Linked DNA regions of Mus musculus: region 1 is linked to region 2. The links are chromatin loops, found by intact Hi-C in ENCODE. Cell type or tissue: gastrocnemius. All regions are shown on one strand. Each heading gives the region's core, and the rest is flanking DNA. Links, peaks and the distances in the headings are about the cores only. Region 1 holds the start of Sh3gl1 (SH3-domain GRB2-like 1). Region 2 has its middle 7.7 kb from the start of Vav1.

The links. Hi-C counts contacts between places; a loop is a spot of excess contacts. Peaks named below come from ENCODE experiments on the same cell type or tissue, not always from the same donor. Only the 100,000 strongest peaks of a DNase experiment are listed, where the experiment ranks them.
Region 1: a loop joins it to region 2, with 4 times the contacts of the local background. A loop is called at or near these places in 2 of 42 quality-filtered maps.

Annotation. Positions count from the first base shown.
Region 1 is chr17:56,026,684-56,043,043 of GRCm38, forward strand. It overlaps Sh3gl1 (SH3-domain GRB2-like 1), which reads right to left and starts at 9,954. Exons shown (of 10, transcript NM_013664.3): 1 at 9,732-9,954. The coding sequence starts at 9,776. Chaf1a (chromatin assembly factor 1, subunit A (p150)) reads left to right here and starts at 13,733. Exons shown (of 14, transcript NM_013733.3): 1 at 13,733-13,868. The coding sequence starts at 13,829. In gastrocnemius, for the core only: a CTCF peak has its summit at 10,107; DNase peaks (open chromatin) are centred at 10,010 and 12,101; H3K4me3 peaks cover 4,235 bases; H3K27ac peaks cover 5,250 bases.
Region 2 is chr17:57,263,822-57,278,979 of GRCm38, forward strand. It overlaps the pseudogene Gm46575 and the pseudogene Gm52326. Among named protein-coding and RNA genes, the nearest start is that of Vav1, 7.7 kb to the right of the region's middle. In gastrocnemius, for the core only: no CTCF peak of the experiment used is centred there; DNase peaks (open chromatin) are centred at 11,372, 11,752 and 13,209; H3K4me3 peaks cover 3,284 bases; H3K27ac peaks cover 3,555 bases.

The DNA.
Region 1 (16,360 bases), core at 5,316-13,315, 1.2 Mb before region 2:
TTATTTTTGTCTGTAAGGTTCAAGAGGGAAAAGAGATGATTGACCTAAGCACAAACACAACCAGCAGGTCATAGGAGGTGCTAGGCCCGACTGGGAGGGAGGAGTGGGCACCTGTGTGGAAATAGCCAGACAAGAGGGATGCCAGTGGCCTGTCAGATGAGCAAGAGGAACCCGGCATGGGACATAGTCCCATTAAAACTGCCAACACGTTCCTCAGGAGAGCACATGAAATTAGTCTCAGAGGTGCCCTACCTTCCTGCAACCCATGCCCTTAGACACTGTGAGCTCCAGAGGCACTGCAGGAAGGAGTTAATGAGGATTATGCAGTGCAGGACACCCACAGGGTTAACCTGGTCAATGTGTTTTGTGCATAAACCTGGACATATTGCCAGCTTCCTGAATGAACATTCAGCAGTGCCTGTGACCAGTGATTTATTGTCAGTGCCCAGGGGACAAGTGTACAGAGCTGAAGGTTGGGTCTGCACAGCACAGGAAGTGCCTTCAGTCAGTAACAAGGGCAAGGGCTCAGAATACTGGCTTCCATTCTCTAAAGGCCCAGATACTGATCCTGGTCCTTAGATCTATGAGTGTGCCCTCGTTAGGAACTGTGGGATCCCTAAAGCAAAAAGGCCTATGACAGAGACTGAAACCTCCTAACTAAGCCAGAACAAACCTCTCTCGGCAAAACTGCCCCTCCCAGGCATGTTGTTACAGTGACTGAAAGCAGAGTGAAGATGACTTTCAGAGGCCAGGTCCCACTCAACACATCTCTCAAGTCACCAGTGCAGGACCCTTAATTTGGAACGACACTGGACTACTTCAGTCACAGCCAACAGCAGCACACCAGCATCCTGACAGAGCTCAGCTTCTGTGGCCTGTGAGGCTTATATTTCCTCATCCTGGGACACAAGTGCACATGAGCACCATACTCAGGGATCAGCCTGAAAAGCACACGCACTGACTGAAGCCTGGGAGTGTGGAGGCGTGGAAGCTTCGAGGCCGCGGGGTCACTTGGTGAGAGGCTTGGGGAGCTGGGACCAGAAGCAGCATGGCAGCCTTTGATCCCACTAGGAACACAGGCCCAGGTGCCAGCTCTGTTGAGAGTGCAGACCCTGGGATGGCAGATGAGCTAGGAAGTATAGAGGCTGAGTGGCAAGAGTTCAAGTGATGGCCTTAGCTTCAGATTCATGGTGATCCCCCTGCCTCTGTCTCCTGAGTGCCAGGACCCATGCTTAGGCCAGCAGCCCTGGTTCTCAGAGAACAGGACTGACCATAGGCCTGGGAGCCTCCCAAGCTTTTTGTGGTTCGCCAGCTTGGGCAACACAACAGGGTGGCTGAAATATCACCCTCCCCAAGGGTTCAAACACACAGCAACAGTGGCTCTGGGCCTGGACAGGGTCACACCGATGGAATAACCTGGTTATTTTCCAGGCTAGGATCACAGATACCGATATGGTCACAGCAAGCAGGCAGGGCTCTCAGCCAGGGCACCTGCCCAAGGGTCAGCCACATGATGACCATGTACTGCCCCACTGCAAAAACAGCGAGACTTAGAGGTATCGTACCCCTCTGCTAGGACAAATGACAGATGAAATGGTGACAGCATCTGAGTTCACAGACAGCTCATTCACAAAGCAGATTTCCAACCACCACATATGGATAACTGGGTCATCATCTGCCACCTCCTGCTGACAGTGCCCCATGCCATCTCAAGGTCCCTAACTAACAGGACTTATTCTAGATGTCATCAGAAACAGCTTGTGCCTTACACTGAGGAAGGGAGGTGGCCCCTGTATCGTACAATCCTGGAGTACATGGGCCAAGTACAGCTTGCCACTCTGCTGGCTCTGAAGAACAGAGGCAGCGCTAGCTGTTAGTGTGCATGAGCACAGGCATAGCCTGTTACCCTGGAGAGGGTGGAATGGAGCCTCTCTGCAAGGGCCTCAGAGAGCATCTCTACTCACAGCTGGCTGAGCCCTAGCAGCAGCGGCATCACATACTGTCCTGCTGACAGCCAGCAGGACTGGACTGCAGTTGATTCCTGCTGGCCATGGTGATGTCTGGACACTCCTTAAGACAGTTGCCAGCAGAAGCCACTGACTGCCAACCCTTCCTCCAGGCCCTACAACCTCACTCCAAATCCTCAGGTCTTCAGTTGTCTTCAGACTCAGTCTCAAACCTGCAGAACCCTAATTTCCCTGAGACCATGGGGAAGCTGTGGTGTTAGACACCAGGGAGTTAAGATGAAACTGCCAAGGGCCAGGTGACTCCCAGAGGTGGTGTGGGGACAACACTGTTCCTATGATGATCCTTTTACTGTTACACAAGGCCAGGGGAAACTCCTGGGTGGGCATGAGTGAGCTTTGCACAGTTCTCCAACCTGCCACACTGGGACACCCACTGTGAACCAGAGAATTTACTCTTCACTCTCTCCCTAGGGTATCTGAAACTCCACTTACCTAATCATGGCACACAAAAACACCAAGACTCCCCTCCTACCTTTTGTTCCAGAGTTATGGTGATGGAGCCAGAGCCCCTGCCCATACAGGGAGGGGGCTTTACCCCTAGGCTACGCCCCCAGCCCCTCACTGGGGACTTTGGGGGCAGGGGCTCTGCCACTATGTCACACCCTGGAAGAATCCATTAAAGGCAGATTTAAAATGGAGCTTTAGGCTAGACATGGTGGTGAACAGCTGTGACCTCAGGACTTGGGAAGCTGGAATAGGACTGTGAATTCAAGTTAGGATGGATTAGAGTAAGACTGTCTGAAAAGGAAATAACTAAAACACTTCCTGTGAAGAGTAGTCAGGCTATGGAGTGAACAGGCAGCTGGTGAGGCTCCTGAGCTCCTGCACAGGTCCATATGAGTGCTGGTGGGCAAGCTGGGGAACGGCAACTGGAGTCACACTCAGTGCTGGGATAGGGGATGAGGGTGTGGGAGTGGTGGGTGCTGAGGAGTGGCTCCCAGACAGAATGGGAGGTCAGGAGGGACCTAAAAGACAAGGTGGTTCCAGATACTCCATAGGGAGTGGCAGGTAGTGTAACTACATGCAAGTGCATGAGATGCAGCCAATGCCGCCTGGACAAAGAAGTGAAGTAGGTCTCTGGGCTAGAGGTGATCCAACTCATGGAGACCTGAGCCAGGGTGTGTGGAGACTGCTGCTTCCCAGCAGGGTGGCCTAGCTCCTCCGGGGAGAAAGGCAGCCTGGCTGTTCCCAGTCTGCTCTGTCAGCTCTGGGTCACAGTTGGTGCTGTGACACTCTGTAGTCTCCTATGGCCTAGCCTAGCAAGCCTCTCTCCTGAGTCCTAGAGATACATCCTAAGACCAGAGGGCTATAGTCAGGCTAATTTATCTGTAAGACCAGTCAGACTTAGCTGGGCGTGGTGGCGCACACCTTTAATCCCAGCTCTTAGGAGGCAGAGGCAGGTGGATTTCTGAGTTCGAGGCCAGCCTGGTCTACAGAGTGAGTTCCAGGACAGCAGGGCTACACAGAGAAACCCTGTCTCAAAAAAACAAAAACAAAACAAAACAAACAAACAAAAAAACCAGTCAGACTTGCTCCTGGCCAAGTTTCAAAGGACCCATGAGCTACCCAGTTCCCTCAAGTACTTCGTGATCCTAAGAAGTCAGGCCAGGGACACTGTGGGAGGCCATACAGCAGACGCCCCATTCTTAGCTTTGAGCAGAAGGCCACTTTGGTGGTATCTGTCAGCTGGTGCCAAAAGCTTGTATTGGCATACCCAGCCTCTAGGAGCATGCTGAGCAATACTAGAGAACACTGGATGCCATGAGGGTGAGACTGAAGTGCCGGGTGTTCATGGGCAGAGGGCTACCCTCCAACAAGCGCTGAGACGCCAGAGAGACAGGGTAGATGCAAGGAGGGTAGAGGACCAGGCAAGGCAAGGTGCGAGATGCACAGAGTCACCACAGAGAGGTAGGGTAGAGCATAACACGGCTTGGGTAGGGTGTGGGCAGAGCTGATGGTATGTAGAATACCTACCCCCAGTGTGACCCCTCAGAGCTCTTGGCAGAGATCTGAGAGGTTCCTGATACTAGGGGGACAACTTAGCCTGGACCCCAGAAGCCTTGGGACCCATCTGCTTTCTCACTGACATGTCATTCACCCTTGAGTGGTTACACAGGTGGGAACATTTTCGACGTAGGCCAGAACCCAGTTCAGCCTGGGAACAGTTTCCACTCGTGACCCAGGACAAGGCAACAGGGAACCTGTTACTGTGCCACCCTGAAATGCTGAGGAGGTATGTTGGTCCTCACGGGTCAGCCACTCTCACCACACGCGGAGGGGTAGGGGAGAAACAGCAGGGAAGGAACCCGGCTATGGGAGTGCTCCAGAGAGGTCTGCTGGCAGGTGCTGAGTCAGGGCCTGGGAGGAAGCCACAGCTGTGGTCTAAAAGTGCTTGGCAAGTGTCTCATGACCCCCTTGGCATAAATCAGCAGGTTTTCTAGGAGTTGAACGGAAAAGGAAGATAAGGCATCCTGCAAGCTGCATGCAAGGCCTGCAGAGGGCAGGAAGAGGCAGCAGGGCTAACCCCCAGCAGAGAGAAGCTCAACAGGGCAGCTGCAGTTCTCTCTCTGGTTTTCCAGGGAGAGCTCAAAAAAGGGCCAGACAGTGGCAACTCAGCCTATTATACATCCATACAGCTCTGATGCCAGCATTTGAAAAAGCCAAGGCAGGAGGATGGCCTTGGTTTGGATTTGTTGTTAGTCTAGGTGATAGACTGAGACCCCATCTCATAAACAAACTTCTTAGAGAAATAGAAATAAGTAAGCAGGGAATGGGGTGGCTCAGTTGGTACGGCCCCTGCTGCACTGACTCTTGGCTCCCATGTGAAGAGCTGGATGTAAGGAGGAGACAAGCAATCCCAGTACTACTGGATACAGGGGAACCCCTGGCCTGCCAGGCTAGTCTAAGTGATGAGTCCCAGGCCCCGGTGTCGAATGCTACCTGAGGGACAACACCTGAGGTTGACCCCACAATAAACATATAAAATGGCTTGGAAAGCCGGGCGTGGAGGCGCATGCCTTTAATCCCAGCACTTGGGAGGCAGAAGCAGGCGGATTTCTGAGTTCAAGGCCAGCCTGGTCTACAGAGTGAGTTCCAGGACAGTCAGGGCTACAGAGAAACCCTGTCTCGAAAAACCAATAAATAAATAAATAAATAAATAAATAAATAAAATGACTTGGAGCTGGAGTTGGGGGTGTCAAGCCTAGGCCTGGTTCCATGCCCCACCCCACCCCCCCAAAGCACTCCTATGGCCTCTCAAATCCCACTGGGGAAGTGGGTTGTGGAGTGGCAGAGAGGGTGTTGGTGTGTCCTGGGTCTCTGTGAGAAAGGCTATTTTGGTGGAAGGGAATGGACACACACACAGATATATGCAGGTGCACTGCATGCATGCATATGTAACAGGAGCCTCTCTGGAAGAGCCCTCGCTGAAGCACAGGAGGATGGACGGGTACTGACAAGAGGACTACGGTGGTAGGCTTTACAAACAAGATGTGACAATCCTCATGGACTGCTGTGAAGCCACAGGCTGGAGCTGCTTGGACTGTCTAGGAATGGGGGTGGTAGGAGGGGTGCCTAGCATACATAAATGATTAGTTGGGTGCTGGAGTCCAGACTTCTGACTCATATGGACTTTCAGCTTACTGATTAAACGTGGCCTCATGTGGAGGAAATTAAAGCAAAGGCTGAGGTGTAGCTCAGGACTCAGCTGTACCCATCTCCAGAGGAGAAGCACCAAACACATCCCCAAACTACAGAGTCCCCAGTCTGCAGCCCCTCCTAGCCCTCAGGCCTTATGGGAAGTTAGGGCTTCTGCACCAGGCTGGGACATAGGCAGCTCCAACACAGCTGGAAGTCTTAGGCGCTGCGCTGGGGGCAGGGCACTCACCAAGCACTTGCCTGGTACTTGGTAGGCACTGGGCAGTCTCTAGAAACACACACACACACACACACACACACACACACACACAGACACAAACACACACACACACACACAGAGTCAATGGAAAATGCACTTGGTAATTTCCTTTTTCCTAGCTCTGACCAAACAATCTTTCTTTTCAAATTCTCCCTTTCTGTCAGGCAAAAAGGGAGTTAAAGGGGGGTGGGGTGGGGGTAGGGGTTGCATTCCAGGCAGCCATGAGCACCATTCTTAGTTATACTCCATCTCCACGCCGCTACAGAATGATCAGAAAACCAGCCAGCTCAAGCTAGCAGTCAAGACACTGAAACAAACTTCTGAACCTCAGGCCACTCCCACCTGCACCCAGACTTCCTCAGAACCCACACAGGAGGGCGTGCGAGGAGTCAGAGGGGACCACAGCTAGAAGACCTGTGCTGCCTGAGCCACCATCCTTCCACTTCCCCACCTGTAACAAGCGAAACTTCCAACTTCCCTCACAACCCAAGCTCATTCTATACATGACTTGCAAGGCTTGGCTGGGTAATGAGCTGGGGACCTGTGGGGTCTGGATGGGGCGGTGGGGTGGTGGTGGTGGGGAGCACGAGTTGTTGAAGCTTACTTGGAGCCCAGGTGCCTGCCCAGCTCCATCCATACCTTGCCTTGGCACCCCTGAACCTCTTTTGCCTTTCTGAGTCAGGGGCTCATGCTGACCTCAAACACACTATGTAGCTGAACTCCTGACCTGGTGTGTGTGGAGCTGAGGACGGAGCCCAGGGCTCCTTTACAGGCTCGGTGACTGTTCTACCTACTGAGCCCCAGCCTCTCCTGCCTGTTTCTCTTTTTTCTCTCTCTTTTTTTTTCTTTACAGGTAAGCTTTCACTATGTAGCCCAAGCTGGCCTAGAACTCACAACCCTTCTGACTTTCTAGTACACAGGAATTACAGGTATGCCCTGGCATACTGGCTTGTGGTTTCTCTTTCTTATGAGAAAGATAATCTAGGGACTCAGGAATCCACCAGAGAGGTGTTACTTGGAGAAAAGAAACCCAGGAGGGAGGGACCCAGGTGAAAGAGTAGAATGTTGAAAACCTGGAAAACTTCTGCAAGAGGCTGGGCCATAGGCCATCCGTGTGCAACTCTTGAGAGCTCGCTCAGAGTTCTCTGGGACAGGGCCTTGGAATGTCTAAACAGTAAATTGATTCTCACCTGAGCTGAGCTTTGCAGGTTTGTAGGCAGGTGGGATGGGTGGCCCTCCAAGTGGGAAAGAGTCTAGTGGCTGCCTATGAGTCCCTGACAGGACCTGCTGGGAATCAGCAGGGGAGGGACCTCCGGGAACTCCATCTGAGGGATGTGGGGCCACAGGCATTCAAACAGAAGGACAGCCACAGAACCCAGGCTGGCATCACAGCCTAAGGAGTTCAGGCACTGGAGGTCTCTTGCCTACTGCATAGGTCCTACCACATCAACTCCATTGCTAGCCTCCCTATGAGGTCCACAGATAGAGCTCAGATGTCTTTATCCTTAGGCAACTGCTAGGCCCTTCCTTCTTTTCAGCCCTTGGGTGACAGCACCAGCTGGCTGCTCCCTCTGGCTGGGCCTCTCCAGACTGTGGGGAGAACCTTTCTCACAGGCATGGCCCAAGCAATTCCTTACACTGTTGCTCATCTCTCTGTGGAATCTACTCGAGCCAGCTCCACACCCAGGATTCTCGGGCTGTACTGCACAGCCACAGGATTAGCACATCTGGGGCTTCTTGGAACAGAAACCGGGCAACAAACTACGTGTTCACAGACCTCCCTGCAAAGATCCAGGGCTTGCATGACTATGGGTTGCAGGCTCTGAACTACTTGTTTGAATGGGGTTTCACTACATACCCTTGGAACTAACACTGTATACCAGGCTGGCCCTCAACTTGTAACAAAACCAGGGCTTCCTGTGTGGTAGGCAAGTACTCTACCAACTAGCTACACACCCAGATCTGTTGTCATTTTGAGATATGAAAGTTCTTACTTTGAAGCCCAGAGCCCGGGTCCTATCCTATCCTCTGCATTCCGAAAGCTATTCAGGAGTTCGAGAAGGGGAGCCAGCTGCTCCAACACTGGTGGGGTCTGGCCTCTGAGCTGAGTGAGACAAGCACTGGATTGGATGCACAGGCAGAAGACAGCCTCCTCCAGCCACACTAGCATCAACCCTGGTGACCTCTAGGGTATCAGACATAGCAGCCAAGCTGGCTCCACAGGCTTCACTTGGAACTCACTTGGCTTTTGATCCTCCTGCCTCAGCGGCCAGAGGGCCTGGGGTTACAGGCCTGCCAGGCTTTCCAGCAGTGTCCCATGTAAAATGCATGTCAAGCTGAGGTCATGGCTCAGGGTAGAGCTGTTGCCAGTGTGGTTGAGGTCCTGGGCTCCAACCCCAGCAAACATCCATCAAACGAGAGAGAAAGAGAGAGCGCACTCGCGAGCACAATCGATCTAGCAACCTGGAGGAAAAGGCAGAAGAAAAGAAACTCAAAACAGACAGGAGAAAACTCAGTCACGAACTTCTGGCCACTGAGGTTTGGTGACAAACATCTGTAACTCAGCACCGGGAGGCAGAGGCGGGAGGATAATGACTATGAGGCCACTCTGGCCTGACTGAGACAGAGATGAGACAACAAGGGTTTTCTCAAGCAGAAACCTGACAGAGCTGAGGGAACAGGCTCACTTGAGCCCAGGAGTTCAAGGCAAATATAAAACCTTCAACACACAAAGGTATCCTGTCATCCCAGCGCCTGAGAGGCAGGAAGATGGAAAATTCTGGGCCAGCCTGGACTACGAGCAAAACTTGGCCTCAAAAAACCCCCCAAAAGTTCCAGAGGGACATTACACTATAGGATGTCTGAAAGGAGCGCCTGCCTGCCTGGGGTAGGGTTCTCAATGTTTATACAACGGAGGCCAGGATGCCCACCCTACAGAACTCCTGAATGTCAACACAACCAGAAAGGAGAATTTCAGTTCAGAGTCATGATCGGATCGATTAAACACTAAACCCAAACCACCAAGTACCTATAGGAATCTATAGTATGGTACAGCCAACAAAAACGTATCTTTCAAAGAAGCATACATATGTTTTAGAAATAGGGACACAAACCTGACACATTTTGTAAACTGCAGAAGCCTGGAAAATTACTTTTCACTGTCTCTTTTCAACTTGCCACAGTGTCTACCAAGAGATTTTTCTTTCATTTTTGAGACAGGGTCTCCTTATGTTACGTAACCCTGGCTGGCCTCAAACTCAGAGATCTGCTTACCTGACTGCCTCAAGTGTGCAGGGATTAATGATGTATAACACCCAGTGAGCGAGAATGTTTGTTTTTGGTTTTTTAGGTTTTTTTTTTTTCAATCCGTCTTACAGACACCGGAGAGGGAAAAGAAGAATGGGACACTGATTATTTTTTAAGCCCTGTGTGGACTTGGTTTTTTTGGATATCAACCTAGACAAACATTTTCTGTGGCCTGAGGCTATGTGGTGAGAGTCTCGGAAGCATAGCCTGGAGACTTTGGGGGGGGGGGGGCTTGCCTTCCATGCTGCGATCCCAGGAATCGAACTTACGTTGTAAAGCCTGGCGGCAAGCCCCTCTCAATGAAGCCCTTTCGCCGGCCCTCCAGAGCTTTCTGAAAGCCGCCTAGACGCGCACACCCGGTGTCCCTCTTCAAAGCACGGGGACCCGGTCTCCCCTTCCCCGCTAGCCCAAGGGAAGCCAGCTCGGCTCGTCTGCGGTCCCCAAAGGCAGGCCCGAGACCAGATCGCCTGGCCTCGCCTCACCTGGCTCGCCTTGTAGAACTGCTTCTTCAGCCCCGCCACCGACATGCCGCCTGCCGCCGTCAGGCCTCCCGCTCGAACTCCGGTTTCCGCCGGCGCCGCCGAACCGACTTCTTTCCTCCGCGCGCAGGTCGGCGCCGCCACCGCCAAATCAGCTTGCCAGCTCTGCGCCCCCGCCCCGAAGCCACCTCGGCCGGCTAGCGCGCACGCGCGGCCGGGATATTACATGGCAACCGCACACTTCCGGTGACGCCCCCATATCGCCTCACCCCACCCTACAACGGCATCTGCGCGCGCTCCGCCTCTCTGCGCGTGCGCGCCCCCTGGAGGACAGAAAGAGCATTGCCGGGGGAGGAACGGCGGAAACCCTCCCACACCAACGAGATGAGGGGGCGCCTAGAGAGGCCAGAAATCTGTGTACGTGCGCGTGTACGCATGATGCAGCTCCCTCTAGAGTCCAGGAGTAGATATAAAGCCAAAAGTCAGTTTTAATTAATTAATATTTTATTTGTGCGTGGAGAAAGCGGAGCGGAATTTGCCAGCGAGAGTGTAATAAAGACAAAGCGAGGTAAAATGGAATATCTTAGGGGCTAGAGGAACGGTTGGTTCTCCAGGTAAAAGTGCTTGCTGCCCTGGCTGACATCGGGAGTTCAGTTCCTCGCATCCACATCAGGCTGCTTGCTCATAGCTAGCTGTCTGTAACTCCAGCTCCGGGTCACAGCCCTTTCCTGGCCTCCTTCAACTGCTCTCAAGTACACCGGGTCACATATATACCCATAACTTAAAAATTAATATGAGGTATGCCAGTGGTGATGCATGTACGCCTTTAATCCCGGCAGAGGCCCAAATGCTAACACGCCACCAGCCTTCTCTCTGGGGTCCTTCCTTCAGTGTCTCCCTTCTAATAAATCGCTGAGGATACAACTAGAAAAGAGAGTCCTTTATTTCCTTCTTCATAACTTTATTTCAGAGCAGATATTGCATAACCCAGGCTAAGCCTCAAACTTACTGTATAACCAAGGATGACCTTGAACTCCTGTCCAAGCTCCTCCACGTCCCAAGTGCTAAATCACAGGTGTGCACCAATGAGCCCCACTAGAAACATATTTTCAAAATAGTTCGCTCAGACTGTAGCTATCTCCTATTTCGAGTTCCATTGGTTCATTCCTGTCATGTACCAGCTATAGGACATCATTGCTTTTTTGCGCATTAGCCCTGCAGTGAGCTTCCTCTCATCATTAAGACAGAAAGAGGACTCTAATTGAATGATATCTGTGATGGCTTGTATATGCTCAGACCAGGGAGTGGCACTATTAGAAGTTGTGCCCCTGCTGGAGTAGGTGTGTCACTGTGGGTGTGAGCTTTAAGACCCTCATCCTAGCTGCCTGGAAGCCAGTATTCTGCTAGCAGCCCTCAGATGAAGATGTAGAACTCTCAGCTCCACCTTCACCATGTCTGCCTGGATATTGCTATGTTCCCGCCTGGATGATAATGAACTGAATCTCTGAACCTGTAAGCCAGTCCCAATTAAACATTGTTTTTTTTTTTTTAGATTTATTTTATTATTATATCTAAGTACACTGTAGCTGTCTTCAGACACACCAGAAGAGGGCATCAGATCTTATTAAGGATGGTTGTGAGCTACCATGTGGTTGCTGGGATTTGAACTCATGACCTTTGGAAGAGCAATCAGTGCTCTTACCCGCTGAGCCATCTCTCCAGCCCCCTAAACGTTGTTCTTATAAGAGTTGCCTTGGTCATGATGTCTGTTCACATTAGTAAAACCCTAACTAAGACAATATCTCTTCAATGAAGTCTCCCCAGGTTGACATATGTACCTTAACCCTTCTATCAACTGTTACAAATTTCAAAAACTATATAGAATATGCCAGGTGTGGCAATGCACACACCTTTAACCCAAGCCCCTGAGAAGCAGAGCAGATGGGTCTCCGAGTTTGCGGCCAGTCTGGACTACATAACCAGTTACAGACCAGGCAAGCATGACCTGGAGATTAATAATGAATGGAGGTAATGAGTAAATAAATCCTAAAGCAGACACAGGAAAATGGCTAGGGTTGAAATTGGTGAAAAGTTGGGGTGGTTTCATGAACCCAGAGATTACTGGAAGGTTCCAAATGACTCAAAGGGTTGTACTGCAGTAGATCAAAAAATATGTATGTGCCATCTTTACTGCTCCTGAATCCAGGAGTCTTTATAAAAAGTTTGGAGTATGAGTAGTTTCTGTTTCTTTTGTTTTTTTGAGACAGGGTAACATAAACCGGCCTCTCCTCTCTTAGTGCTGCAATAACAGGCCTGGGACACCATGTCTCCTTTCCGAAACAGAACTGGATGCCAGCCAGGGTTTCCTGGCACGCCCACCGCCCACCAGCAACTCACAAGACTCCCTCAAGGGTGCTCTTTATTTTATATGTTTTGAGATGGTGGAGGCTGGCTTCAAACTTGGTACTTAGCTCACCGTGGCCTTTAACTCCTAATCTTTCTGCCTTCACCTCCCAAATACAGGGCTGACAGGTCCTTGACAGCAGGATTGGCTCCACGAGACCCACACAATTCAATCAAATTATATTCTTCAGCAAGTCAGAGATTTGATGAGGTCCGTGACACTAGAGCACTCCTTACCTTCACTGAGCCCATGGCCCAAAAGCAATTCATACAACTAATTCATTAGCTAAATAACCCACTTACTAGCCACAGCTTCAAGAAAACTGTTGCAGGCATTCGAGCTGTTTGCAGATAAAGAAAGGTTTCTTCCTCCACCTAACAACAGCAGCAACAACAACAAGAAAAGATTTAGAAACTAGTGATTGGGTTCCAGATCAGCAAGGCTACATAGTGAGATTCTGTCTTAAAATTAAAAACAAAAACAAAAGACAGAGGCAATTATTCTTTTGTTGTTGTTGTTGTTTTTGAGACAGGGTTTCTCTGTATAGCCCAGGCTGTCCTGGAACTCACTCTGCAGACCAGGCTGGCCTCAAACTCAGAAATCCACCTGCCTCTGCCTCCAGAGTGCTGGGATTAAAGGCCGGCTGAAAAACATTTTTTTATACATCGTATCACTGGCTGTCTTGGATCTTGCTATGTAGATCAGGTTGTCCTCGAACTCAGAGATCCACCTGCTTGTAAATCCCAAGTACTAGGATTAAAAGCATGAAGCACCAGACTCAATTTTTTTCATTTAATATTCTTCAAAGTAATTTACACGAAAAGAAGGAATATATGGTTGAAAAGATTTATAATTTTACAATAGAAAAACATTCCTAATTTTAAAATAAAGCAAATTGTTAATTTATTAAAAAGTGGTTCATCATTTCAAAAATGAAATGCCCAGCTGTAACATTTTTAGAAAGAGTTTATATCCGGGCAATGGTGGCACACGCCTTTAATCCCAGCACTTGGGAGACAGAGGTAGGCAGATTTCTGAGTTCAAGGCCAGCCTGGTCTACAGAGTGAGTTCCAGGACAGCCAGGGCTACAAAGAGAAACCCTGTCTCGAAAAAAAATTATAGTTAAAAGAGAAATTAATGCAAGAAATAAAATTAAAGGAAGTAATTCTCTAATTACAATGGCTACTTTCAACCCGTCACTATTATACCTTAATTCCCATTACTCTTCCAATGGGTAATTTCAAGTTGTCACTACTAATCTAAACGTACCCTTCCCACCTCCTGGAACGCATATAGCCAATAAAAGGGGTGTGGGGGGTGTGCAAACGCTGATATTTTAGATTGACATTTCTTAGGATCAATAGAAATGCAGATCTTCCCAGCAGCTCCTGAACCGCCGGAAAGGAGCCTTCATCCGCCTCCCGCGGGATTTTCTAGCACATAAACCGAAGTTCTCGCGAGGACGTACTGAGTGCACCTCTTTTTCCGGAGGCTGAGGTGTCACGTGACGCAAGCTCCTCCAATCGGCGCGCGGGCCGCGGTGGTTGCCGCGGTTCCCGCCAAATACGAGCGCGGCGGCCGCGGCGGCAGCAGAAGTGACACCGGTGGGAGGCGGAGTGTGCAGCCTGGCCGCCCGACTGAAGCCTGAGCCGCCGCCGCCGCCGCCGCCGCCGCCGCCGCCGCCGCCGTCGCGGAGATGTTGGAGGAGCCGGAGGCCGCGACGCGGACAGCCGCGGGTGGGTGAAACTGCCTAAAGGAGCGGATCCAAGCCTAAGTGGCCTCGGGGCGGAGACCAGGAGAAGGGAGGGCTCTTAGGAAACTGAGGCCTCGGGGAGGGGGAAGAGTCAGCTTCGCAAGCTCCCGAAGGCATCTTGTGTCGCCTAAATAGCTGGAGTAAATGGGGAAACCGAGGCCCCGAGTTGGATTTGATGGATCCTGAGTGCTTGTGTCCTCTTGAAATCAATTGGATCTTGTAGCAGCAAGTGGAGAAACTGAGGGCAAGGAGAAGAAAAGTCAGTCGTACAAGTTATTAAGTGCGTTTGTGAATTCCAGAGCAGTTCGGACCTTTGCAATGGGCGGGGAAATTGAGGCCCGTGCTCACTTGAGCTCTGGACACCAGAGTAGCAGCAACTCTGCGGGGCAGGGCTAGTCCAGGAAGGTCGGTTTGGGTGGTTAAAGCATAGCCAGGAACCCTTTCTGGGTCCCGAAAAGGGGCCCTTTGTGAGTGTGGTATGGACCAGTCGGGTACGTGTTAGGAGTCTTTGTAGCATGCGGTAGGCTTCCCGAAATGTGGGGTGCCTATTCCCCGCTAAATTGTATCCCCAGTGTGTGTTGAACGATTGAGGGGCTGGAAAAGACGAGGTCGGTCCTGATAGACTAAGATTTCTCCAATTGAGCACCACTGACTAGACAGCCCTTCTGGGTACATTACACTAGTCTGCAAGCTCGGAGATGAGGGGAATTGGGGATGGCCAATTTCAGGATGGAGAGCCGCATCCTCAATCTCCATCCACTTCTGGGATAACTCTGGCCCCTTTTACAGTTCTGATCATCAAAGATACACACACACACACACACACACACACACACACACACACACACACACACCCTTCACAGCCTGGTATTCCAGGAAGGCTGGAGCTGTTGTTCTGACTGGCTTGAGAATTTTATGTGGGCATTAATAGTCGTACAATTCCTGGACTCTCATGGAGCATTGTTTTTATTTAACCAAGGTGGAACGTTTAAAACCGACACTATTGCTCTGGCAATAAAGACCAGTTTGGTGTAGCAGTTCATACCTGCAGTTCAGCATCCTAGAAGCTGAGGCAGGAGGATGATGAATTTCAGGTTGATCTGGCCTCTGACCACCTGAATTGTATCCTGGGAAGAAGAGAATCAATTCCACAAGCCTGTATCCAATAAATTAATTAAAGTGGAATAAAACTTTTAAAGAAAAAAGTGTCCTTCGGGGGGGGGTGGCTTTTTTTTTTAAAATAGAAAATTGAGGTGATGTTACCTTCCATTCAAATGAGAAGAAGGGAGAGTGTTCTGGGGGTCCGAGTCTCTAAGTTGGTGTGCCTGGGCTGTTTCTACTCTGGATAGCTGAGGTTGTAGGAAAGCTTAAGTCTGAATTGCATGCAACATTAGCAAAATGTATGGGAATTCACCCCAAATTACTGATGGAGTTTCTATGCACCCAAGGCATTTACCTATGGCAGGTTCTCATCTGGGTGTGGTGGCACACACCTTTAATCCCAGCAGCACTCAGAGGCAGATGCAAGTGGATCTCTGAGTTTGAGGCCGGCCTGATCTACATAGCAAGTTCAAGACAATCAAGACTATGTAGAGAGTCTCAAAACAAACAAAAAGACAGGCTCTATTTATGGTCTAATATACATGGGTTTTAATGTGCTTACTTATTCTTGCGACTTTAAATTCATTTTAGTGGGAGATAATCTCTTTCATGAGGTCTTTAATTTGTTTCTTTTTTGTAGTTATTAGTTTTAGACCAGGTCCCCATGTAGCCCAGGCAAGCCTCTAACTCCAAGTGTTAACATGCCCTAGTTTATGCAAGGCTAGGATGGAACTTAGACACTCCTACATGTTAGGTCAGCATGCTACCCATTGAGCCCAACCCCAGGTTCTTTATTGTGTCTTGACATGAGTACAGATTCTGCAACGAAATTTATTCATTTCATCTATTTAAGAGTAGGATACCTTCACTTAAAAAAATTGGTTTTGTTTACTTAAAGATTTATTTCTTGTTATGTGTCTGTGTATGTCTATGCACATGAGCTAGGTGCCCATGGAAGCCAGAGAGGGCACTGGATCCCTTGGTGCTAGACTTTCGGTGGTTGGTTATGAACTGTTGGATCTGGGATCAGAACAGCAAGTGCTTTTAGTTTCTGATCCATTTGTCCAGTCACACTCACTGTGTCTGTGTGAATCAGTTCTTCCCTTCCCCCATGTGGGTCCTGAGGATTGAGCTTTAGAGTCAGGAGGCTTGGAAAGTCCCCCTCCCTACTCACTGAACCATCTTGTCAGCCCTCACTTGACTTTTGGGACATTTTTGGACAGTTGAGCCTTAACTGACCTAGAAGAAGGGCCATAATGCAAGTTTCTGAGTGAGGGACTCAGGAGGGACTGAGTCTAGGGTAGTGTTGCTCAGTGTTGACATTTTGAGCCAAATAATTTTTTGTTGTGGGACTGACTTGTTCATTGTAGATTG
Region 2 (15,158 bases), core at 6,914-14,913:
GTTCATACTGGAGCGTGAGTGTTGTTCTGTGGATACTTGAGTGGGTTTATTGGTAAAAAGGAGGCAGCTGTTACACCCCAGTCTCTTGGGGTCCATTTTTGTACCCCAGTCTCTTGGGGTCCATTTTTGCACCCCAGTCTCTTGGGGTCCATTTTAAGAGGAAGATTCTTATAAACTTGGACCTGGGAGGGGAGCAGAATTCAAAACAATTTCCCCATAGTTTTCATAGAGCCCAGGCTGGCCTCAAACTTATGTAGCTAAGGATGGTCTTGAACTCCTGATTCTCTCATCTGCATTTCCCAAGTGCTGGCGTGATGGATGTGGGCACCAAGTTCAGTTTGTAGCCTCTTGAATAGCTGGAGGCAGTGTCCTTGGGGTCCCGCCAGTATAAGAGGGATGGGGGATGGGCTCTCAGCCATGAGGTTCTTAGTTGATGGGACAGGATGTGATAGAACTTCTGTATGCGGTCAGCTCTGGCAGCCTGGACTCCCTTGTTCCCCCACAGTAGGCAGTACAGGAAGTTGGTGGTCAGTGTCTCCCATAGTGCTGGGTTGGGTCTGGATCCTGTAGGCAGAGTCAGGTGCCCTGGGGGTGTGGCTCAGGCCTCTCCCATACCTGTCCTTTAATGCTAAGAACTTTGACCTGGTAGGAGCCATGGGGGAGTGCCTGGGCAGGGGTTAGCAGAAGGGTACAGGAGAGCAGGTTGCAGGACAACCATGGGGCACAAGGGTGGCCAGTCTGGATGCTCAGTGCAGGGGTCCCTGCCTTAGGGGACATGCCTGGAGGGTGGGATTGAGGGGCATGTCCACCCAGCTTACCCCTTTTGAGGGTGGAGACATCTGAGGTCTTAGAAATGACCCAGCATAAGAGTCTTAGCAGTTGGGTTGGGCCCAGCAAAGAGATGGGATTCTGACTAGGGAAGGGGTCTTGGAGGGGATGGATCCCAGTGATCATCCGGGAGATCTTCCTAGGCCAGAGGTTGGAGTGAGACACCATGGTTGTAGCTCTGCTGGCTCAGTGGTCCCTTTTATTGTGGGAAGCAATATTTGGTGTTCATGACTGCAGTTAGACCCCTCTCCAGGGGTGAGGCGTCCCAGCTGGGTGAGACTGGAAAGCTTAGCCTAAGAGGCCTCCAAGGGACCCTTGTTCACCTTGCAGGCGCTGGGCAGCCGCCCTGCGAAACAGGGGTGCATCGTGGGCCACCTTGGTCCAGCCGCCCAGAGGTTTCTTCACCCTCCAGCAGGCGCACTCTACTGGCTTGCAGGGTACTGTGGGCAGAGTAGGATCTGGGCTGGGGACTGGCATAGGGCAGAGCCTAGGTGGAGCAAGGGCGTGGTCAAAGACTTGCGGGGAGTGGAAGGGCGGGGGCGTGGCGAAGTCAGGGATAGGAGCAGAGCCTAGGGAAGGGGAGGGTGCTTAGGATTAAGGAAGGATTTAGTTAAAGGAGGACCTAGGATGAGGCCAGGGAGGAATCTAGGACCTAGAGCAGGAGCGAGGAAGACTAGAGTGACTCGAAGAAATGGCAGGGGAGGAGCCTAAATAGCAAGGAGGGCTGGGAGGGGAAGCCTGGATCTGGGAAGGAGGCTAGGACAGGGGAGGAGCATATGACAAAGGTGGTAGCACAGAGCAGGAAGCCTAAAAGGGGGGGGGGGGGGAACTTAGGGCCGGGAGAGGATCAAGGAGCAGAATAGGAACCTAGGGTTGGTGGAGGTGGCTAAGCAACCCACTTCCTGCCTTCCCTCCCATCACAAACTCTCCTGCTGTCCCCAGACCCTTGCGTTCCACCTCTATAGAACTGAGGTGTTGGCGCTGGCCGGGGAGGCCCCTGGAAGAGCTCACAGCCGCTCTGAAAGGCCTGGTGGAGTTGGCACTGGTGCTGAGGCCAGGAGCGACAGGGGATCTGCTAGGACTGGCTGGAGTCATGGGTGCCCTGCTCATGCCCCACCTGAGTTGGGAACAGGGATGGAGAGGAAGCCATGCAGGGTGTAGGTGACAGGAAAGAGAGGGTGTAGGTGAGATTCCTGTCTCAGTATCCAGGTGTCACAGGCTTGAGAGCACCTGGCGTCATCTACGAAGGTGCCACATGGAGGCTGCGCTCTGGTCTTTAAACAAGAGCTAAAGTCTCTGATGCAGGCTCTAAATGAAGGTTCAGGTGAGAGGCCTTGACTGTGCCTTACCTGCCTAGAGCTGTTTCTTAACCTTAGCTCTCCCTTCCTAGTCACCTTCCTTCTCGGCTTCCCACCACCAAGCCTCTGGCTCTGGATAGCTTAGTCTGGGAATTTTTCTCTGCGTGCTGGGCACTGGGGGGGGCGGGGGGGGGAGTTCGCAGGATCTGGGGGAGCTATTTGGAGGCCAGGGAGGGTGACCAGAGTGGCTTAGAGGGAGCCTTTGCATGAAGCTGTCCATCAGAGACTCTGAGACTGTCTGTCATAGTTCCTAGGTGAGGCAGACCCTTCAGCAAGGTGGGTTCACTGTCTGCAGCGTGCAGGGCAGATCCAAAAGCAGGGGGTGCTTCGAAGACAAGGAGAAATAGGGTTGTGTACAGAGAAGGCAGCTCGGCAGAGGGGCTGGGAATGAGACGCAAGCCGCTGGCTTTCCTGCTTCAGCTACTGGTTCAGCCCAGTAACTGAGGACGTCTTCCCAGCGTCTGCAACCTCAGAGATAAACCTTCAACACTTTGGGAGCGTTCTGAATTCTGGATACTGGCTTTAAATTTGAAGGTGTTTGTGTCTGTGTGTTTGTGGGTGTGCACACACATGTATAAGGACGCCAGGGGATGGCATTCCAATTGTCCCTCAGGCGCCCACTGTTTGGAGAGGTGTCTGTCACTGGCCTGGAGATTCCTGACTAGGTCAGGCTGGTGAGCCATTGAGCCCTACCTGTCTCTAATAAAAATGTACCAGCAAGCTTGACTTTTTAAAGCATGGGCTCTGAGCTCAGGTCCTCATGCTTGGGCAAGCACTTTACCCCCTTGTAGCATCTCCCCAGCCTTTTTCCTTCCTTCCTTCCTTCCTTCCTTCCTTCCTTCCTTCCTTCCTTCCTTCCTTCCTTCCTTCCTTCCTCCCTCCCTCCCTCCCTCCCTCCCTCCCTCCCTCCCTCTTTCTTTCTTTCTTTCTTTCTTTCTTTCTTTCTTTCTTTCTTTCTTTCTTTCTTTCTTTCTTTCTTTCTTTTTCCGAGAGAGAGGGTCTTGGTGGATAGTGTAGGTTGACTTGAATCAGAGACCCTCATGACTTTACCTCTCTAGTAGCTGGGCTGACAAGGCCCAGTGCATACACACACTCGAATGCACACTTATGGCCCTGTGTCAGTACAGTAGAACCTCTCAGTTGACCAGAGCAAGAAACCAAGAGGTGGGGCCAGGGGACTGAGCTCACTTAAGGGAGAGTGGCAGAGCCAATCTCTGAGCCATTGGCACTTTGGGGACCCCTCACCTGCTCTGGTGCCATCTTTACCTCTTCCTGAATGGTACAGACCTGCTGTCTGACTGGAGCTCCCCTTGCTAGGCCTAGTCAAAAAAGGTTTAAAGGGCCGAGGGACCATCCTGAGAGGAGAAAATGCCACCAACAAATATCATCAATCTGCCAGCCACATCCGCGATGGCATTTCTCAGTTCTTAGTTATGAGACTAGACCAGCAGAGGTGGAGGCAGGGGGATCAGTAGCTCAGGGTCATGCTCCACTACACAGGGACTTTGAGTCCATCCTGGGTCCCGTGAGACCCTGTCTGAAATACGACAGAAGAACCCTCCATACCGAGTACCTGAAAGGCCTGGCTGCAGCCCGGCTGTCTGTGAGCACATCCTCACTGAGGCTGAGCATCAGTGGCCTCTGATGACTTAACAGGCTTGGAGACCACAGCTCCTGTGGCCTGGGACAGTGGGCACCTGCAAGTCATGTAACTTTGGACCAGGCCAAACATGCTGGCAAATCTCTCATCTTTGAGCGGAAAGAGGGCCTGATGGCGGCCAGGCCTGGGATGCAGTGCTACTTGGAACACCTCAAAATGTAGAGTCTTGCCTCGCCAATGGTAGGAGATTACCTCACGGGACTCTGAGTCATGAACAAGGAAGTCACCATCTTGTTGTAGAAGGGCTTCAGTTTCCTGATGATGCTGAACAGGTGGCATGTGTCCAGACCCCTCCCCTTCCACACTGGACAAGAGCCACCCTGAGTCAGAGGCTCCACCCAAGACCAAGGCCCCAGTCCCTCACTGGGGAGGTGAGAGGTCATGGCAGGGTGAGGAGGAATGTCTTTACTCCTAATCCATGCCCCCAGCCCCTCACTAGGAGATTCTAGGCAGTGACTCTGCTCTTGAGCCATATTCACAGTCTCAAATTGTGGGGTTCTGGGCCAGTGTTCTACTGCTGGGCCAGGACTCCAGAATTACTGAGTTTGTAATTTTTTTTTTTAAGAGAAACTCTATGTGATCCAGGGTGGCTTTAAACGGTAGAGCCTTTGGAGTACTGTGCTTGTAGGTGTTTGCTACTTGGTGTTTTTACTTGGCTCTAAGAAGTATTTTTTTTTTTTTTTATTTTGACAGGGTCTTACTACATAGCCTTGGCTGATCTGGAACTCACTCTGTAGACCAGGTTGGCCTTTAACTGGCAGAGATCAGCCCACCTCTGCCTTCTGAGCACCGGGATTATAGAATGTACCACCACACCAAACCTGAGAGGAATTCTTTGATTTCCACTCTGATTTAGAATCTGAGTATCATCGCTTCTCGGCCTTTTGGCTAAGATCAAGTATAGAATCTGAGTATCAGAGAAGACAAATTCATTGTCCATAGTCCCAAAGAATGTAAGTCTAGGACCTGGACGCAGAATGTCTGGCTTCTGGGCAATCACCTTAGCTCCCTGTCTGTCATAGTTTAGTGTAGTTAAGTGGGGGTATGGTACCTCTGCTCAGTCTCCATTACCATCCTCAGCGGTATCCCAGAAAAGGTGGATTTCAGTTCCGAGACTGACAGCGCCTACGTATCCAAACTTCAAGAGTGTCTCTGGTCCTCCAGCCCACCTAGTTCCAACAGACCCTGGCTCCAAATTGCTCATCTAAGATGAAGGATTTCTCACATCAGAGTGGGAGAGACTTCCCACCAGCCCGCAGGGTCAATACCTCTCGTCAAGGTCTCAGGGCTGGCGGCAAGGTTATCTTTCTCTTGTAGTGCCTGCTTGGAGCTCTTGGTGGAGGGCATCAGGGATGAGCCTGTCTCAGTCTTTCACAACTGCAGAGTGGGAGCACTGAGTCCTGCACACTGAGGGGCTGGGTGTTACCCTTGCACCGTTATCTAACTTTTGAAAGCGGCAGATTCAGTCATTCATCTGCTCTAGTCAGTTTTTTAAATGTCAACTTTACACAGCACAGAGGCACCTTGGAAGGGCGTCTCAGGTGAGGGCTTGACCTGATCAGATTTAGCTGTGGGCACGTCTGTGGGGGATTGTCTTGATTGTTAATTGTGAAGAAGGGCACAGACCCTCTGTGGGTAGCACCACTCATTCCCTGGGAAGGTGGTCTTGGGCTGTATGAGGAAGCTAAGTAACTGTGTGTGTGAGCCAGCAGGCGGTGTTCCTCCAGTGGGGGGCTGTCACCCAGAAGCTGCAGCAATCCTCTCCTAAGCTGCTTGTGGTCAGCGGTTCATCCCAGTATCAAGAATGAAGCCAGAAGGAGCACACATTCAGCACACAGAGCACTGGGCTTCATTATGACATCTTCAACCTGCTTATAATATTCTGCTCATAGTCACCCCATCACCCCTCTATTATTTAAAGATTTGTGTATATGTGTGTGCATGTGTTTATGTGTGTGTGCATGTATATGTGTGCACGTGTGTGTATATGTGTGTGCTCCTGGGTACGTGCAGGTGTCTGCACCCTTATGTGCATGTTGAAGCCAGAGGTGGCTATTGCATTTCTATTACTCTCTGCCTTATTCCTTGAGGCGGGGGTCCCTCAGCGAACCAGAAGTTTGGCATTTTGGCTAGGCTGCTTGGCCAGTGAGCTCTGGGGACCTGCCTATCTCTGCCCAATGCTGGGTTTACCCAATGCTGGGTTTACCGGAATGTGTAATCATGGACAGCTTTTCACATGGGTGCTGGGGACATGTGTGCCAGCATTCTTTCCCACTGAATTACATCTGCCCATTGTCACCCTCTCCCGTCTGCACCCTCCATTGTGCTGGTTCTCCTTCACTTCTAAGTAGTTCACCTTTTAACTTCATGGCATATATGTGCCTGTATGTACATCTAAGTATCTGATCATATGTAGTTTACAAACAAGAGAAGAAACAGGGTATTTGTTTTTCTGGGTCTTGCTTATTTTAATTAACACAACAAATCTCCAGTCCCATCAGTTTTCCTGCAAATGACATATTTTGTTTTTTATAATTGCACGATACTCCATTATATATACACCAGATTTCCCTTTTATTACTCTCCAGTTGTTTTTGGAGATAAAAATCTCATGTAGGCCAGGCTGTTCTTAAACACTTTCCTCCACTTCTTGAGTCCACATGTCCTTCCTATTTATGTGTTGATGGACATCTATGAAGATCTACACTGGTTGTTGTGAAGAATCCACATAGCACTACTGCTCAAATGACATACTAGATGAGATGAGCACATGTGTGCGTGCACACACACACACACACACACACACACACACACACGCGCGCGCACACTGAATGCATATGATAAATTAAACAAGCAATTTGGAGCCATATTTGCATATATATATATATATGTTCTTATATATATATGTTCTTAAATATATATGTTGAAAGAGGGTCACATTGTGCAGCCCTTGCTGGCCTGGAATCAGCTATGTATTCCAGACTGGCCTGGACATCACAGAGATCTGCCTGTTTCTGCTTCCTGAGTGTTGGAATTAAAGGTGTGAGCTAGTATGCTTAGCTAATTTGTGTGTATGTATGTGTTGCTGGGTTTGAACCTAGGGCTTCCTAGGTCTAGGCAGGTACACTGACACTGAGCTACCTCCCAGTCCTAAGTATCTCACACTGGCTATATTCGCACTGGGGGTTGAGCCAAATGAGATAATTTTGTATATAAATAAATACAATACAGTTATTTATAAATAAATATATATTACAGAAAACAAAATGATATATACTTGTCCTACTTTGTTGCTGTGAGCAAACCCTGATCACAAACAACTTGTGAGAGTAGAGGATTTATTTGGGTTATACTTCCAGGTCACACTCCATCTGTGGGGCAAAAATGGGGTCCCGAGACTGCTCAGAGCTAGGGCCGCTGGGTGAGGCTGAATGTGGGAAGTATGACTGTGTCCACCCCACGGAGCCACCAGGCAAGTAGGCTGTAGGAAGCCGTGGGACCCTGCTCTGGGGGTGGGGAAGATGCAGCCTGAGGTCCCCGAGGACCTGTCAGAGTCGGGCTCCGACTCTTGGGCACCACAGTTGCTGCTGGGTACCGCGGAAGAGCTGGTTCTGGGGTCCCTGGGCTGCACGGAGGCCAGGGACGTCAGGTTCTCAGTCTTGGACACTGCAGCCAGATGTCACGGAAGAGCTGAGAACAGAGTGGGACCCTGGCTGGACTCTGGCCCGGGCCAAAGGGAAAAGGGGCAGGGAGAGGGTTCTGGTAACTGCAGGAATGAAAGTCCTAGGCTTGCTCGGGTGGGTGGCTTGGTGGTGAGAAGCTTGGCTTGGCTGGCAGCCATGGCTGGATAGCAGGGAGGCCTCCTGGAGGGAGGTAAGACCGTGACTCGTTAGGGGAAGACCTGTTCCATTGCTCCAGCATGGTGGGTCCCTGATGAGCAGAGATGGTCCGTGGTTTTAAGGCATTTATTGTAGAAACACAGAGAGAGGGAGAGAGTAGGGAAGTAGAGGCCGATCATGGCCATGTGGAGGCGGGTGCGGGGGGGGGGGGGGCGGGAAGGCGAAGAGAGGGGGAGCAAGGGAGCGAAAGTAAGAGCAAGAGAATAAGAGGTAAGAGATCGAGGAGGGGCAAACAGCTCCTTTTATAGTGGGCTGAGCCATCCTGGCTATTGCCAGGTAACTAGGGAGGAGCATACCTGGCTATTGCCAGGTAACTGTGGTGGTGGAGTCCAGACAGAATACCAGGAGCTTGGGGCACTGCCTATGTGACTGATGGCTACACACCTCTCTGTGGGGGGCTGTGGGAGGCTGTGGGAGGCTGTATCTGCAACAGGAGCCAGGGGCCAAGGGACGTGGCCTAACACCTGCCATCCCTCTTAGGCAGAGCCACCATCTACTGGGTCACTGGGGTTCAAGACCTGTGCTCGACTGGGGACCAGGTTGTCTGTGCACGGCTCACTGCCGCACATCCATCCTTGTCTCAGACAGGAACCAAAGCAGAGGGCTGGAGAGAGGGCTCAGCAGTCAAGAGCGCAGACTATTTTTGCAGATGACCCAAGTTTAGATCCCAGCACCCACATTGCAACCCATAACAGCCAGTAACGTCAGCTCCAGGGGATTCCACAACTTCTTCTGACATCTACATTTCCTGCCCTGCACCTATTTGTGGCATACATTGGGTCGCACACATTTACACACCCACCCCCCCACACAGGTAGAGAGAGACATTTATCCATACACATGTATATGTATTCCAGAAATGATGCAGGAGCACTGGTTCTCTGTTAGCTTCTTATACAGCCCGGGTTCACCTGTGCAGGGGTAGACAGCCCACAAGGGGCTCACACTCACACACAAAGGAGAGACAAAGCATATGGAGGATATACACACATAGATACATAAAATCTGCCCATAAGTAACATGCTTAGCTTTGTTACCATCATTTATGTTGGGTACTGCTGCTTATGACTGTAAACTCAGCACTCTGGAGGCTGAGATAGGAAGCTCTGTGAAACCAAAGCAGGAGCCACATTGTTATATATTGTTACTAAGTCTCCATGCCTCCCACAGCCAAGCATTAGACGAAGCTTGTGTATATACATGTGTATGTATAAATGTCTCTCTCTACATGTGTTAAAAAGTCTCCATACCTTACAAGAATAAGTTTCTAGTTTCTAAACCTAAACCTAATGTATCCTGTAAACCATTTTGTTCAACCTATGCTGAACTTGTAACCCCACAAGGTATACCCACCCACCTTTTCACATGATGTATTCTCTCACAGTTCTCAAAGGCAGCTTTGAGCCCCGAGTGCCCCAGTCTTCTGTCCAGGTGCTAACAGCCAATTCTCTCAACAGCTGTCTTCTATCAGTCCCAACCCTTCCCCATAAAAGGGGTGGCAGAACCCATTGAGAGGCTGCTCTCTGAAATCCCAACTTAGGGTGAGGCAGCCATCTGGCCAGACTAAATAAAGCTTGCTTAATCAGACAGTCATAGAAATGTTCCCCCCACCCTCCTCAGGTCCTAAGTCAAGGCTAGTCTGGGCTACAGAGTGAGACCCAATCTGAAAAAGTTTTCCAAACAGTAAAAATAAAATTGAACAATAATATTCGATTTTATTGATGGGAACTGCACATCTGTGGGCTCCTTGCCAAGATGTAAGATGTTATATATTACTTTCCAACAAAACACAATTTTTGTTTATTGTTTTGAGGGTCTCATGTAGCCCAGGCTGGCTGGAACTCATTATATAACCCAGGATGCTTTTGAACTCCTGTCTCCACCTCCCCGGTGCTGGGATGACAGGCAGGAACCCCCAAGCTGGGCTTGTTTAGTGCTGGTCAGGAACCTGAGGCTTCATGCATGCTAGGCTCTACTACCGAACCACAGGCTGAGCCCTCCTTCCTCCCATCCCCATTTGAAATTCAAACTTAGAGACTACAATTTTACATTTTGAGTTTCTCCATGTATTTGGGAATTTTGTTAGTATATGATAGTTAGGTTTTAGGTCTTAGACATTATTTCACAAGCGTCAGCCTGTGTCTCAAATACGTCAGAAAAATCATATTGGATGGGAGGGTTTTGTGTGTGTGTGTGTGTGTGTGTGTGTGTGTGTGGTCTGTCTGTCTGTCTGTCTGTCTGTCTGTCTCCCTATCTCCAGATGCCGTCTAGGAGTCTAGGAGTCTAGAAGTGACCCAGGCCCAGGCTTTGGGAAGAGGTGCACAGCAGGATTCTTGCTTCTTGAGTCACTACTTCCTGGAAAGAGGGGAGGGGGGCAAGGCGACCTCAGCTGAGACCTGTGCCCTGGGGGTGGGGTGGGGTGGGGTGGGTGAGGCAGGAGGAAGCTGCTGCACGCGCTGCATACCTAAAGCCAGGTGTGCTCCAAAATATGCACACTTCCTGTTTGTCACCTAGGTAACTCCGCCCCCTCCCACTCCCCATGGTCCTGAACTTCACACCTCATATAGAATTTTCTGTTTCTCCAGTAGCCAATGGAGGAATGGGGGCAGGCGCAAACTCTAGTTCAAGTTTGGAAATCTCAATCGATGGAGTCGTCATTGTCTGGGTCTTTTGGGGGATAATTTACTTGGGCGGGGGAGCGTAGGGGTGGGGAAACAGGGAAGGGAATAGGCAGACTTGAGGGAGATCTGTGGGTCTACTGTGTCTGTGCACAGCTGCACAAAGATTCAGGGGTGTAGTCTCCAGCAGACACTCCACAGATTCAGGTGGAGTTGGGATCTGGGGGGTCTCACTTTTCACACTAAGCTGATATGGATGATTTAAGACCTACTGTGTATCAGCCTGTCCCTGGAAGCTCAGTTACCCCAATTCCAGCTACAACCAACAACCAACAGAGAGATGAACGAAGATAATTTCTAATGGTCCCTCCTGGTTTAAGCCATGAGACAGGAAGATTCGAGAAGGAAGGCTAGGGGGAGCAGGCTTTTTTTTTTTTAATTTAAATTTTATTTAAATAAACAACATTCAAATTCATTTACATTATATAAAAATTAATTTAAATGACAGACCGGGTGCCCAGGTTCGAGGATGGTGGTCAGAGGACAAATCTGTAGAAAAGGCTCTCTCCTTCCATCTTCACGTGCGTTCCAGGGACGGAACTCAGGCTAGCAGGCTTTAGGGACAAGCGCCCTCATCAGCTGAGTTATATTGCCAGCCCCACGCGGACTGGCGTTCTTTAAGTATGAAAGGAGGCGGTAACTTGGGAGCTGAGACCTAGGTTTAGATTGAGGCAAGTTTTGGGATGCCTGAGAGGTCCGTGGTGGTGGGGTATGGAGAATGAAGAGTGAGGCGGTTAGACGGGCTAATTTTGATCTTTTCACAGGACCAAAATGCTGATGTGGGTGAGGAGTGGACCAGAAAAAGAGGCCAGGAGGGGAGACCACTCAGTAAGAGGCGCGCCCCGTTTTAGCCAGTGACCACAGGGGAGTTTAGGAAAGGTTTTGGAGCCAGCCAGGGAGGGAGGGGCAGATCCGGATTTGCGATGGCGTACACGAAAGTGGAAGCCAAGAGTATTTCCGCAGAGAGCAGGAAACACGCTGGGAGCTGCGCGAGGGCCACCTAAGACACGCCTGGGTTCCCGGACACGCATGACGCGTGGCTATTCACTTGGAGAGCTATTCCGGCGCCCGCAGACTGTCTTGGATAGATCCTCCGGTTCTCCCTAAGGGCTGATGGCTCCACCCTGACCAGTAGGGAGCCCGGGATCTTACAACGACCACCTCCTCACTTACCTGGAGGGGACTCGGGGAATCCGACGGGACTCAACCTGAAGGCTCAGCCGCTGAGCAGCGAAATGCCCACACCCCAGCTAGGCCCAGCCTCCGCTGCCCTCACCTGGCTGGTGCCCAGCCCCGGCCCCTGGCTCCGCCCCTATAAGCCCCGCCCCATCGAGGCCCTCTCCGTCAGGCCCCGCCTCCATAGGAACCTCCCAGGCGCTCAACCAGCCCCTTTGGAACAAGTCCCCGTCGGAAGCCGCGCTCCCTTTGAACCTCTGTGTGTGTGTGTGTGTGTGTGTGTGTGTGTGTGTGTGTGTGTGCGTGCGCGCGCGCCTGTGCATGTGCGCGCGCGCGTGTTTGTCTTGTTCTCTTTATTTCTTTTCCTTGGCATCTCCAAGTGGCCCTTACTTACTGTCCAGTTCTTTAAACAGACGCCCCACCTCCTCACGGCCACGCCCCACTAGTGCTGAAGTTTGGGAAACTAGAACGATTTTTACGCTTTCTTTCTTTTTCCTCTTCGTTTTTTTCTCCTATCTCCCAGCTCCTTTATAGCACTCAGCTATGTATCCGAGGATGACTTAGGCTCCTGATCCTTGAGAGCCGGGATGACAGGTGTGCCATATCTGGTTTATGTGGTGGCTGGGACTGACCTGAGAGAGCGCCCTGCCCACTGAGGGCCAGCCTCAAGCTCTGGAATGACTTTTACTACATGCCATGTCTCCCTGAACGAGTTGAGGCTGTCTCTCCAAATCCCCAGGGATTCAAGTCGGTTCAGGGCAGCTCTGGGGCTGTGGCGTCAAACCTGCAGCTTCCTCCAGGCCCGCCCCCGCCCCGGTTTGGAATTGTGAGAAAGGCGACAGCCTCCCGCTAAAGACGGGATCGGGCTGGATTTTGGGACCAGGACGAGGAAAGAGGGAATCTTTTCTCAGGTTGGGGGTGGGGCTGTATCCTGATGGCTGGAGAAGAGTTAGAGGAAGTCGAGGGTTGGGAATTTGCGGCAAGAGAGGCAATACTACGTTTATTCAAAGGCCACGTTTGTACACTGGCCCAGCACGCAGGAATCAGGATTTCAGCGTCAGCCTTAGATACATCACGAAGTTCAAGGTCAGTCTGAGCTCTACATGAGACTTTAGTAAAGTATTCTATATAATAGAGGCAGCCCTCATTAAACTCCTACGGTAAACCAAGACAATTCGGCTTGCCTTCTCTTGTCTCAACGGCTCAGTTTTCAGTTACATCCTCCTAGGAATGAGACGTGTACCATTCACCCCCATTTTCTCTATGGAGAGATCGAAGCACGAGACGAGAGGAACTAAGCCATTCGTGCAAATGTACCTCAGCTTGGAAGTGGTGGAGATGGAATTCGAATCTAGAAACCTAGTGGGCGCTCTCCAGCTGCCTCTCGTTTTTGTTTTGTTTTCACTGCCTGGCCTTCCTACCCTAACTGCGTGCAAAGAAAACAAATTGTTACCCGGTTTAGAGAAGAGGGAGAGGACGCGTAGGAAGTCACAGACGCCAAAAATAGGGGATAGAAATTGTCCTCGCCTGTAAGGTTGCAAAACGGGAGGGTTTTCAGGTTGTGCCCACCCCTACCCATATCCTCAGTGCGTAAATGAGACTCAAGCTGGTCCAGTGAAGCCGTTTAGCGCCGCCTAGAGGCCATAAGGATAAAAGGTGGGGTGCTAAGGAAGCGGCTTGGAATCTGGTGGGTTAGTCAGGGAGAGGCTTGCTTGCCAAGGTAATTTTAGTTCCTGAGAAGCTATGGTCAGGAAAGCAGTACATATTTGTTAGACAAATCAACTAATAAATGACAGGGAAGGGCACTGGTGACCTTGACTCGGACGAGAACTCACAGCAGGGAAGGTGGGCTTATAGTATGATAATTAAGGGTGGAGGAGGGCTGTGGCTTAAAATTTAGGAAGACTTAAGGGAAAAAAAATGACATTTGGGGGCTGGGGAGATGGTTCAGTCAAATGCTTGCTACTCAAATGAGAGGACAAGAGTTCAAATCCCTAGGGCACAATTAAAGCAGGAGGAGGTAGTCTGTGCTCTTTAATCTCAGTGCTCCTAAGACGAGATGGGGGCAGAGACAATTCTGGAAGTTCAGCTAGCCAGGAGCAGTTAGCCCAGGAGTAAGAGAGACTCTATGTTAAGTATGTGGAAGAGAGGGTCTACACTGAGGCTGTCCTGCCACCTCAACACACACGCCATAGTGTTCTCTCTCTCTCTCTCTCTCTCTCTCTCTCTCTCTCTCTCTCTCTCTCTTTCTCACACACACACATACAAGTTTTAAAGAAAAAAGGAAAAGTGGGTGGTGAGGGTGAGAGGGCTCTGTGGGCAAAGGTGATTGCTACCAAGCCTAATGATCTGAGCTCAATCGTTGGGGCTTGCATGGTGGAAAGAGGACCTACTCCCTTGGGCTGGTGAGATGGCTCAGTGGGTTAGAGCACCTGACTGCTCTTCCGAAGGTCCAGAGTTCAAATCCCAGCAACCACATGGTGGCTCACAACCATCCGTAACAAGATCTGACCCCCTCTTCTGAAGTGTCTGAAGACAGCTACAATGTACTTACATATAATAAATAAATAAATAAATAAATCTTTAAAAAAAAAAAAAAGAGGACCTACTCCCCCATGTTAACCTTTGACCTCCACACATGTACTGTGCCCCACATGTACCTTCACACATACACACATACATATGTATATATATACACACACACACATATATATATGTAATAAAAGTGAAATGGCTTTCAAAGTAGAATATATTTTCTAATGTTTATTATAGTTCTATTTGTTGGCAGTTTCCTACATGTTAACAACCTATCTTCGTCCTACCCACCCTCAACTCCCCTCTGACTCCGAATGAGAGTGGACTCTCTTTACCTTATCCCCACTTTCTTGCTCTTTTGTAACCCTTTGCATCCATTACTGCTGCCTGTGGGCATGTTGGCTCCCTCCTGGCTTTGTCTTGTGCTGCCACCATAACTGCACGGAGTTCATGAGCGTAGTGGCCATGGGTATGCCCTGGAGATAGCATTTCACATCCCCCGCCCCCGACTCTTACCGACTTTCTGTTCCTTCTCCCTTGAGCCTCGGGCTGGTGGTGGTATAGATGTCCCATCTATGGCTGAGCACTCAGTAATCAAAAAGTAACATGTAAGAAGTGATGGAGTGAATTAGTGTCTTCTGTCAGGTGGTGGGCACAAGTGCAAAGGCCCTGGGGCAGGATGGAGGTCAGGGAGTGAAGAACAGAGAGAGGAGAAGAGGCTGGCAGGGGTTGGGGCAGGGTGAACAGGGCCTTGTGGGGTGCAGGAAAGACATGAGTTTTGGCCCCAAAGCAAGGTTGAACCAGGAGGGTTATGGGTGGTGGAAGAATGGTTGAGACTTGACTCAGTGTTCAGTGGTCCCTTTTGGCTGCTGCAGGGGCAAAAGGCTGTGAGAGATCAGGGCCGTAGACTGGGGACCAGGAGGAGACAGGAGGTGACAGCCTAGGTGCCTACGGCTGGATGAGATAGTGGCACCTTAGTTCAGCAGGTGCCCAGGTCTGCTCAGTGTAGGTGGAGAAAGACGAG